Regions from separate parts of the Homo sapiens genome. Here region 1 is linked to region 2. A link is a contact called in ENCODE Hi-C or POLR2A ChIA-PET data. All regions are on one chromosome and are shown on one strand. Each heading gives the region's core, a stretch centred on a gene start or an enhancer-like site at or near the end of the contact. The rest is flanking DNA. Distances are from core to core; before and after follow the strand shown. Region 1 overlaps AKT2 (AKT serine/threonine kinase 2). Region 2 overlaps DYRK1B (dual specificity tyrosine phosphorylation regulated kinase 1B).

Region 1 (5,334 bases), core at 2,310-4,809, 440 kb before region 2:
ACTCAAATGGGCCTGGCACGTGGTATGGGCTATGTGAGCCTTGCTCTTTTTAGTAGAGTCATGATATTAACCAATATATAGCACCAGACCCCTGTTGTGAGCTTTTAGATTGTTGCCAGGTTTCCCTATTTCAGCAGTACATACTTAGGACAGCGGTTGTCAGCTGGTGGTGGTTTTGTACCCCAGGAGACATTTGGTGATGACTGAAGACATGTTTGATTGTCGTAACCAGGGGAAGGTGTTCTGTTGGCTTTAGTGAGTAGAGACCCAGGATGCTGCCAGACCTCTTCAGGGTGCAGAAGAGTCCCCACATCAGGGATTCTCTATCCCCAAATGTCACTAGTGTTGAGGCTGAGAATTCCCAGCTTAGAACTTCTGTGCCCTGGCACTAGCATTTTCTGCAGGAGAAATTCCTCCAAGCACATGTACATTTTCCACTTTATGAGTTTTACCAGAATGTTCTCACAAGACGCTGGGACCAGTTTATAGAGTGGTGAATGGCTGGTGGCAGATGAGGGAGTTGGTTCCCTCACGTCTTGCCCCAGGTGCCTTTCTCCTGAGTTCCCATGAGCAGATGCTGCCTGTTACACCACTAGTTCCTGTTGTCTTTGGGTTTTTTGGTTTTTTTTTTTTTTTTTTTGAGACAGGGTCTGGCTTTGTCACCCAGGCTGGAGTGCAGTGGCACAATCTCAGCTCACTGCAACCTCTACCTCCCAGGCTCAGGTCAACCTCCCACCTCAGCCTCCCAGGTACCTGAAACTACAGGTGCACACCACCACACCTGACTACTATATATATATATATGTATATATACGTGTATATATACATATATATGTGTGTATATATATATATATGTATGTATGTATGTACGTATGTTTTTTTTTTTTTTGGCAGACACAGGGTTTCACCATGTTGCTCAGGCTGGTCTCAAACTCCTGGGTTCAGAGGATCCTCTTGCCTTGGCTTCCCAAAGTGCTGAGATTACAGGTGTGAGCCACCGTGCCCGGCCAGCTTTTTTTGTTTGTTTGTTTGTTTGTTTGTTTGTCTGTTTTTTGAGACACAGTTTTGCTCTGTCTCCCAGGCTGGAGTGTGGTGGTGTAGTCATAGCTCACTGCAGCCTCAACCTCCTGGGCTCAAGCAATCCTCCTGGCTCAGCCTCCCAAGTAGCTGGGACTACAGGTGTGCACCACCACACCTGGCTAATTTTTATATTTTTTGTAGAGATAAGGTCTTGCTATGTTACCAAGGCTGGTCTTGAACTCCTGGTCTTAAGAGATCCTCTTGCCTCAGCCTTCCAAAGTGCTGGGATTACACGCGTGAGCCACCACGTCCAGCTTCCTGTTGTCTTTGAATTTATCTCCTGAGCAAGTCTTCCTCCGGGCGCTGTGGAAAGGCACAGATCTGAGTGCAGGCGACAGAGGCTCCTGAGGGGGTCGCTGCCACCTCCCCAATGAGCCTCCGCAGCACCAGGAAGGAGCCCCACCCACCAGCTCCAGCTCCAAGAGACGCAGATCTCTGCTTCCCCACCTGCCTCCCTAGCCCATCTGTGCTGTCTGGCATCAAAATCAGGTCAGTGAGAGGGGGCGAGAGAAAAAGGACTTAGTAAGTGGCAAGGAAAGGAATTGAGCTTATTTTGAGCCTGTTCTGGGCACAGGGCTTCACTCTGTACATGTTCATTCCACAGATACTTATTAAGTACCCACTCCACTCTGTGCCCAACACCCTACAAAGCTCTGGGGATCCAGCTGTGGCTAAGGCAGCCAAGAGTCCTGCCTTTGTCGTGCTGACATTCCAGTGTGGGTGGTGGGCTGTCAGCGTAAGCAAACACATACAGTAACATCGGTGGTGATGGGTGCTTAGGGGAAAATGAAGGGTAAGGGTAAGGGGAGGTAGGGTGGGCATGCTTTGCCTAGGGAGGTTAGGAAGGCTTCTCAAGAAAGGGACGTGAGCAGAGGCTGAAGAGAGTGGAGAGGGGCCTGAGTTTCCACCTGAGGGTGCAGTGCCTGCAAGGCCCTGAGGTGGGGCGTCCCCATGTATCCTGGCAGCTGAGGGAGCCAGGCACTGCTGAAGTGAAGTGCCCTCAGAGAAGCAAAGGGGGATGTTGCAGGCCGCGTAGGGTCCTGGGGCTGCTTTGGGGATTTTGGCTTTTATGTTGCATGGGAGGGTTCGAGCGGAGAAGGGGTGGGAGCTGACTCAGGTGGTCACGGGGCTCCAGGCTGCAGGAGGGGCGTGGGCAGAGTGCTGACTTCTTTCACTCTATAACATTCTCTCACTCCTTCCCTGCTGTATTCAGCAGCAGTTTAGTCCTTTTCGTTGCTGAGTAGTGTTCTACTGTGGATCTACGTGTTTGTTTATTCATTCTCTTGTGGGTAGACTCCTGGTCTGTTACCAGTTTGGGGTTACTGTGAATATTGCTGCTGTCAACATTGTAGTACAAGTCTTTTGTACATACACTAATTTCCTTGAGACGAATTGCTAGGTCGTGGGATAGGCATATATTGAGCTTTGATTTTGACTGCTTAACAGTTTTCCACAGTAGTTGAACCATTTTGCACCTCCCACCAATAATGAGTAAGGGTTCTGGTTCCTCTACATCCGAGCCAGCAGTTGGCCTTGTCAGTTTTTAAAATTCGAGCCATCCCAGGTAGGTGGTTATGATTTGCATTTGCCTGTAACTAATGAGATTATGTATGTTTCTTGGTTGTGTGGGTGTCCTCTCCTGTGAGGTGCTCTTGCTCTTTTTACCTTGTCTTGAGTCAACAGCTGCAGCTCTGGCCCAGGCACTCAGAAGACTCATGCCCAGGAACCTTAGGAAGTAATGAGTGTGGTGGGGCCGTGCAGGGACTCCCCTCCGCAGGGCGTGCTATGGGGGTTCCATAGGCGAGTCTCTGTCCCCCTGCCTGAGTGTCCTCCATTGGCAGCCCCCCGAGTGATCAGGCCATCTTTTTTTTTTGAGATGTAGTTTCGCTCTTGTTGCCCAGGCTGGAGTGCAATGGCGCGATCTTGGCTCTCCACAACCTCCACCTCCCGGGTTCAAGCGATTCTCCTGCCTCAGCCTCCCAAGTAGCATGTGCCACCACGCCCAGCTAATTTTCTGTTTTCAGTGGAGACAAGATTTCTCCATATTGGTCAGGCTGGTCTCGAACTCCCGACCTCAGGTGATCCGCCCACCTCAGCCTCCCAAAGTGCTGGGATTACAGGCGTGAGCCACCGTGCCCGGCCTAAGCCAGCCATCTTCTTGGCTGCAGTGGCTGGTATTTCATCACCACAGGACTGCGTCACGGACACCTCAGCTGAGGCACCACCCTCAGTGGGAGGACAGGGCAGGATCCAGGCGGGACGCAGGGGATCTTCCAACTCCTCCCCCTGCTCTCCCTCCAGCTGTGCTGACTCCTTAGTTGCTGAGATGAGCTTGTAAAAAGCAGCTCTGTTGATCCCAGCAGCGGCCAGGGCCTCCGCTGCTTCTCGGCTGGGAGACCCGAGGTAAACAGCTTCCCTTCTCTCAGCTTCTGTCCTCATCTGGGCATGGTCACTGACTGTCTGGTGGGGTGTTGGGAGCATTCAGGAGAGACTCCATGGGAGCGCCGGCACCCTGCCCAAGGCCACCCAGCTGGCGGTGGCTCTTGGACTCTGGAACCCAGACCACTCTTGGCCATACCTGGCTGCCTTTGCTTCTCTCTGGAATAATGGCAGCCATGTGTTTGGCTGTTCACTGGGCGCCAGGCAGTAGGCCGAGCCCTGGGCCCACAGTGGGTACTTTAGTGCTGCTGCATTACAAGGGCCCTGAGAGGCGATGTCCCTGGGCCGCTGTGGGCCAGCGAGAGGGGAGATGAGACATGGAGCCCCTGTTCTATTCCCTCCACATCAGCCCCTCCTTTGGACTCTGAGTTCTCCCTCCCAGCCATTTGGGAAGTATTTTGAACTGAGCTTGCATCAGGGAAGGTGTGGTGTAGGTCCGTGTAGGGGACGGGCTTCTCTCAGTCCCAGCCATAGCCCAGAAGGCCCTTGGTGTTCTCCCCTGTCCACCTCTCTCGTGTTTCTCCTCACCAGGCCCCCTCCTGCCTCAGGTCCTTGCATTTTCTGTTCCCCTGCTGAAATACATTTCCTCATGTGTTACACAGCTCACTCCCTCAGTTAACTCGGGTGTCTGCTCGCAAGTCCCGCACACCAAGCTAACATCCTGTTCTTCCACTCTCCAGCCTCCCCACCACCTGATTATTTGCATATTCGTGTATTTTTCTGCCCCTCACACCAGACTGTGAGCCTCATGAAGGCAGGGCTGTGTCTTAGTGACATTCTGTTGCTGGTACCATCCGGGGTCTAGGATGCACCCCAAAAAAGATTGGTGTCATGAAGAGAGTCTGGTAGTGTGTCCCTGGCTGTGTGTGGTCCTGGGGTGGGGGTCAGTTGGGGACACTTGGCCTCTTTCTTCATGTGCTCATTAGATAAGACGCTTTGCTGGTCTACTGCATTAGCGTTAATAGGTGTTGGGAGGGTTGCTCCGAGGGTGCACAAAGAGCACACAGTGCAGCCTCTGAGGTGGGGAAGGCTTCCTGGAGGAGGCACTGGTTTAGCTGAGACCTCAAGGAAGAGAGAGAAGAACGCCCAGAAGGAGGTGCTGTCCCTGATGGAGGCCAGAGGGAAGGGCTTGAGTGACAGAAGCATAACATGGAGAGTCAGGTAGGGCGGAGAGGCTGGAGAGGTGCAATAGTCAACGTCATGGTCCTTAGCCTTTCCCGAGGGCTTTCTAGGTGCACGTCTCAGCTCATGCACCTGGAACGCAGGGCAGCAGAGGCGAGGTCCTGAAGGGCCTTGGATCCTCAGCTGAGGAGTTTGGCTTTTTTGCTGGGAACACCAGGGAGCCACAAAGGTTCTGAGCAGGAGAAAGACAGGTTCAGCGTTGGGGATCCCTCTAGCTGCTGAATGTGGGGTGAGTGGGAGGGAGCAAGAGTGGAGCGTAGGAACTCGGGGAAGAGGTGGGGGCAGATGGGGGCAGACCTGACTAGAGCCAGGCCGCGGGCAGGATGGGGAGAGATGGTCACGTTAGAGGTTGACACACAGAACAGTGGGAGATACAGAAATACATACATATTTATATATTTTTTGAGACAGGGTCTCATTCTGTCACCTAAGCTGGAGTGCAGTGGTGCAATCAAGGCTCACTGCAGCCTGGACCTCCCAGGCTCGAGTGATCCTCCTGTCTCGAATAGCTGACATTACAGGTGCACAGCACCATGCCTGGCTAATTTTTTAATTTTTAATTTTTTTGTAGAAAAAAATTAGGTCGTGAGACAAGTTCTCACTACGTTGCCCAGGCAGGTCTCAAACTCCTAG
Region 2 (5,170 bases), core at 383-2,882:
GCTACAGCAACCGATATTGTGGGGGCCCTGGGCCCCCTATCACAGACTGTGAGATGAACAGCCCCCAGGTAATGGGGCTTTGGGGGCTTTGGAGGTGGGTGGTGGTGCCTGGGGCTTAGAGACCAGGGTCTCCATCACCCATGGCTCCTTTGCTTTTTTAGGTCCCACCCTCCCAGCCGCTGCGGCCCTGGGCAGGGGGTGATGTGCCCCACAAGACACATCAAGCCCCTGCCTCTGCCTCGTCACTGCCTGGGACCGGGGCCCAGTTACCCCCCCAGCCCCGATACCTTGGTCGTCCCCCATCACCAACCTCACCACCACCCCCGGAGCTGATGGATGTGAGCCTGGTGGGCGGCCCTGCTGACTGCTCCCCACCTCACCCAGCGCCTGCCCCCCAGCACCCGGCTGCCTCAGCCCTCCGGACTCGGATGACTGGAGGTCGTCCACCCCTCCCGCCTCCTGATGACCCTGCCACTCTGGGGCCTCACCTGGGCCTCCGTGGTGTACCCCAGAGCACAGCAGCCAGCTCGTGACCCTGCCCCCTCCCTGGGGCCCCTCCTGAAGCCATACCCTCCCCCATCTGGGGGCCCTGGGCTCCCATCCTCATCTCTCTCCTTGACTGGAATTGCTGCTACCCAGCTGGGGTGGGTGAGGCCTGCACTGATTGGGGCCTGGGGCAGGGGGGTCAAGGAGAGGGTTTTGGCCGCTCCCTCCCCACTAAGGACTGGACCCTTGGGCCCCTCTCCCCCTTTTTTTCTATTTATTGTACCAAAGACAGTGGTGGTCCGGTGGAGGGAAGACCCCCCCTCACCCCAGGACCCTAGGAGGGGGTGGGGGCAGGTAGGGGGAGATGGCCTTGCTCCTCCTCGCTGTACCCCCAGTAAAGAGCTTTCTCACATGCCTGCCTGAGCGTTTGCAGGGCCTCGGCTCCCCTCACCCGACCCTCAGAGGCATGGTGGGGAAGGGGGTTTGCGGAGGGGGTGCTGGAGGAGCTCTGGTGTGGAGACGTCTCGTGGGGAAGCTGTGGCGCGTGTTGCAGGCATGAGTCTGCAGGTCTGGGGCATCAGCATTCTAGATAGATCGTGGACAGGATCCTGGCCTACATTTGCCTTTTCCTGGGTAAATAGACCCTGAAAGGGTAAAGGTTCAGCTCTGGCCTGTCTCTGGGAAACAGGTGCCCTAATAAGCCGGGGCGTCCGCAGACTTAGCACAAGAGTGGCTCCTCATGCCAAGCAGGCGTCCAGTAGCAGCTGAGTACACTTAGGAGGCTTTGTTGGTGCCATCTGGGGAACAGGCAGACAATAGGTACAGACTCTGTCCCCACGTGTACTGTCCAGCTCTTTGGAATCATCGCGAAACAAAGAGTTTTGAGATTCTGAGACAAAAAGATTTTCCCGGGGTTCCAGGTAAGTGGTCCTGTTTCCACGGTAATTTGGAAATGTACGTCTCCCAACCGGCCAATCAAGAGCCCAGTTCAAAGGGTACCGTCTGCCACCACTGGGGCTCGGCGCTTTGTGGGAAATGAAGTTCTACTTAGCAATCGCTTTCTGCGGTGTTCGTTGGGGAACTACAGCAACCAGAGTTCTTTTCTCTCAGGCTTGGGGGCGGGTTTTCAGGCAGCCAATGAGCAGTCTGAGGTCCCGGGGCCTGGATGTTCATGGTGTTTAGGAGAGGGAGAGAAGGCTGTGACTGGGTGGCTTTGGCGCAGGTGTTGAGGTCTCCGAGGTGTGCAGAAGGTGGGTGCGGCGCCGTCCCGGGAGAGAGTGCCGGTTGTCGCTCACAGTTCCAGAGCGGGCAGTAGACGCCGAGGCCTGAAGAGGCCCCAGCACGCGGACATCACTGGCCGCTGTGCCTGGCCCGGCTTGCGGGAAGCCCCGCTCAGTGGGAGAGACAGGCAAGACCCCGTTGCGGACCTATGTATGTTCACTAATGGAGGCGGCATGGAACGCGGTGGGAACCCGAGGAGACCTTGGTAGGAAGATCATCCCGGAAGACTAGGAGCTGTCTGAGCTGAGACCTGAAGACGGAAGGATGTTTTGGGGGTCGGGGGCGGTGTGGTGGAATGGTTTGCGCAAAGGCAGAGAGAAACAGCCTGTTGTGTGAACATGGACTGCAGGCGATCTGGTGTTGGTGATCATACTGAAAATTCTGTATGAATGAGATGTGGAAGATTTTCTTGATCATTTAGGGACCTTGGATTTTGTCCTGAGAGCAATGAAGAGCCATGGGAGGATTTTTAGTAGGGAAGGGGTACGGCCCAGTTTGCTGTGACATGAGAATAGATTAACGGGAAAGTGACTGGGGTCAGGAAACCCAGGGTGGCAGATGTGACAGATTCCTAGGCAAGAGGTGTTGGGAATGGATCAGGGCAGGGGCCACCGTAGGGAGGGCAAGAGGGGATGGGAGAGACGTCCAGAAGGTTGACAGGCTGTGTGGGAGGGGGAGGCGGAGAGGAGTGGAGAAGGGATATCTCCAGCGCGTAGAGCAGATGCTCAGTGGCTAATGTCTTGAATGAACAATCCTAGGAGGCAGGTGCTGATGTGATCTCCCATTTGTAAATGATACCTAGGACAGAAAAGTTTAGGTAACTTGACCATTATCAATACCTAGGAAGGGGAGGGCCCAGGATGTGTGTGTGTGTGTGTGTGTGTGTGTGTGTGTGTGTGTGCGCGCGTACCATTAACTTACCAAGGAGACATCAGCAGGGCCAGATCACGTAGGTCTTGTGAGGAATTTGGGAGAGGCATGGAAATGTATATGTCACTTTTTTTTTTTTTTTTTTTTTTTAGACGGAGTCTCACTCTGTCTCCAGGCTGTAGTGCAGTGGCGTGATCTCGGCTCACTGCAACCTCCGCCTCCCGGGTTCAAGCAATTCTCCTGCCTCAGCCTCCCGAGTAGCTGGGACTACAGGCACACGCCACCATGCCCAGCTAATTTTTGTATTTTTAGTGGAGACTGGATTTCACCATGTTGGCCAGGATGGTCTTGATCTCTTGACCTTGTGATCTGCCTGCCTCGGCCTCCCATTATGTGTCACATTTCTATGTCCATCCCAGAATCTCTCCCCTGAGCTCCTGACTGGCTGCCTTCCTCATAACCTGTTGGTAATCTAGAGGTATCTCCAGAGTAATTTTGATCAAATTGAGCTCCTGCTCCTTTCCCCAAAATTTTTTCCCTGCATGTTCATCTCAGTAAATGCTCCCCCCATCCTCTCCAGGCCCAAACCACTGGAATTGTCCTTTACTCCTCTTTCTGTCTTATATTCATGTCTGTCAGCTAATATACCTGACCACTTCTCCCCACCTTCACTCCTGTCCACCCTTATCTCCTTCACAGACCATTATGGCAGGCTCCTCAGTGATCTCTCTGCTCTCACCCCTGCCCCCAGAGTGTTCCTTACATGCAGCTGGAGGGATGCTGTGAGCACCTGTATCAGGTCATATCCCTCCCCCGCTCAGAACACTTCCAAGGCTACATCTTGCTCGGGGTAAAACCCAGAGTCCTCTGCAAGGCCCTGCATTGTCTGCCCTCATCACCTCTCTGACATCATCTACTCTTCTTACTCCCTGTGCTCCAGCCACACTGGCCCGAGGGCCTTTGTGCTTGCTCTTTTCTTTGCCTAAAGAACTCATCTATCAAATAGCCCAGACTTGTTCCTTCCTCTTTAGGTCTCTCCTGAGATGTCACTGCCTTCCTGAGATCTTCCCTCACCACCCTTCTAAATTTGTGACTTATAGTCACATCTATCTTTGCTTCTTTAACTTTATCCTTAGCATTAATCATATTACTGTTTAACACTCTGTAGAATTTATCTGTGTTTATGGTCTGTCTCCCCTGACCCTTACCTCTAGGAGACTGTTGACTTCATCAGGGAAGGGGCTTTTGTCTACTTCCTCCGTTATCTCCAACACATAGAAAAGTGCTTGGCACACAGTTAGGGCTCAGTAACTACTTATCAAATAAACTATTGAAGAGCACATATCTGGATCCCAGCATGGCGGGGACTCTGCCGATCCCCTTTCTACAGAACTCCAAGGAGCTGCCTTAAAGTTTTCTGAGGGCTCAAGATATTCAACAAGTATTTCACCTTGCCTCTTCTTTCTCCTCAGCATTGGGAACACAGAAGAGAACAAAATATTCCCCTACCCCTATAGAACCTACAGTAATAGGGACAGTAATTTAGACTATCAAATAATCACACGTGTGAAATTACCAAGAAAGGTAGAGAGTGTTATAAGAATACTTGATAGGAAATCAAATCCGGATCCTAGGAAATGAGGTTTGAGGTGATGAAGGAGTAGGCATTAACTCCTTTAAGAGATAAGAGTTTGGGATGGTTGGAGCCTAGAGGCTGATGCAGAGCAAGAGGTCAGACCTTGTGTATGCCATAAGGAGTTTGGGTGTTTACCCCACATGTAGTGGGAAGTTGTAGAATTTTAAGCTGGGGACAGGAGCGTGGTCAGGTGTTTGTGTGTGTGTGTATGTGTGTGTGTGTGTTTCCTTCTAAAATTCTTCACACTAAAGTGTACTTTAAAAGACTCCTCTGGCTTCTGTGTGGGGAATTGACTATAAGGCATTAAGGATTAAAGTAGGGAGACCAGTGACAAGGCTGTTACTGTGGAATTAAAATAGCTGTGATTGAAGACAGCCACACATTCTTTGCTGTTTTTCCTATCAAGAGGTGGAGTCTCCTTCCTTCTCCTTATATCTGAGCTGGCCCTGAGATTTGTTTTGACCAATAGAATACAATGAAAGCAGGCTGGGTGCGGTGGCTCATGCCTGTAATCCCAGCACTTTGGGAGGCTGAGGCAGGTGAATCACTTGAGGAAAGGAGTTCGAGACCAGCCTGACCAACATGGAGAAACCCTATCTCTACTAAAAATACAAAAAAAAAAAAAAAAATAGCCAGGTGTGGTGCACTCCTGTAGTCCCACCTACTCTGGAGGCTGAGGCAGGAGAATCACTTGAACCCGGGAGGTGGAGGTTGCAGTGAACCAAGATCATACCACTGCACTCCAGCCTGGGTGACAGAGTGAGACTCTTTCTCAAAAAAAAAAAAAAAAAAATACAATGAAGATGATGCTGTACTAAATGGAGGCCTAGGCTTTAAGAGACCTGGCAGATTCTGCTTCTACTCTTGGAGCCCTGCCCTTTCTATAGATCTGCCCCA

Evidence for each region. A loop is a pair of places that touch in the nucleus more often than their neighbours do. ChIA-PET counts read pairs that join two places held with the same protein, here RNA polymerase II (POLR2A).
Region 1: a loop to region 2 is called in a map of gastrocnemius medialis, with 2.8 times the contacts of the local background. The contact joins two enhancer-like sites. A Hi-C loop is called at or near these places in 1 of 168 maps with a recorded cell type or tissue (gastrocnemius medialis). POLR2A ChIA-PET finds 5 or more read pairs at or near these places in 3 of 52 experiments (HEK293, Panc1 and naive thymus-derived CD8-positive, alpha-beta T cell).

Annotation. Positions count from the first base shown.
Region 1 is chr19:40,266,733-40,272,066 of GRCh38, reverse strand. All of the region lies in intron 1 of AKT2 (AKT serine/threonine kinase 2), which reads left to right. Among named protein-coding and RNA genes, the nearest start is that of MIR641, 13 kb to the left of the region's middle. RefSeq lists enhancers at 2,812-3,660, 3,661-4,510 and a silencer at 4,331-4,625. Within about 2 kb of position 3,559, at least 7 of the 41 ENCODE cell types and tissues checked have a DNase peak (open chromatin) inside an H3K27ac peak, as active enhancers do; they include gastrocnemius medialis, where a contact is called at or near this core.
Region 2 is chr19:39,821,078-39,826,247 of GRCh38, reverse strand. It overlaps DYRK1B (dual specificity tyrosine phosphorylation regulated kinase 1B), which reads left to right. Exons shown (of 11, transcript NM_004714.3): 10 at 1-68; 11 at 162-898. The coding sequence ends at 533. Among named protein-coding and RNA genes, the nearest start is that of MIR6719, 6.1 kb to the left of the region's middle. RefSeq lists enhancers at 449-1,433, 1,576-1,965, 1,434-2,420. Within about 2 kb of position 1,632, at least 27 of the 41 ENCODE cell types and tissues checked have a DNase peak (open chromatin) inside an H3K27ac peak, as active enhancers do; they include gastrocnemius medialis, where a contact is called at or near this core.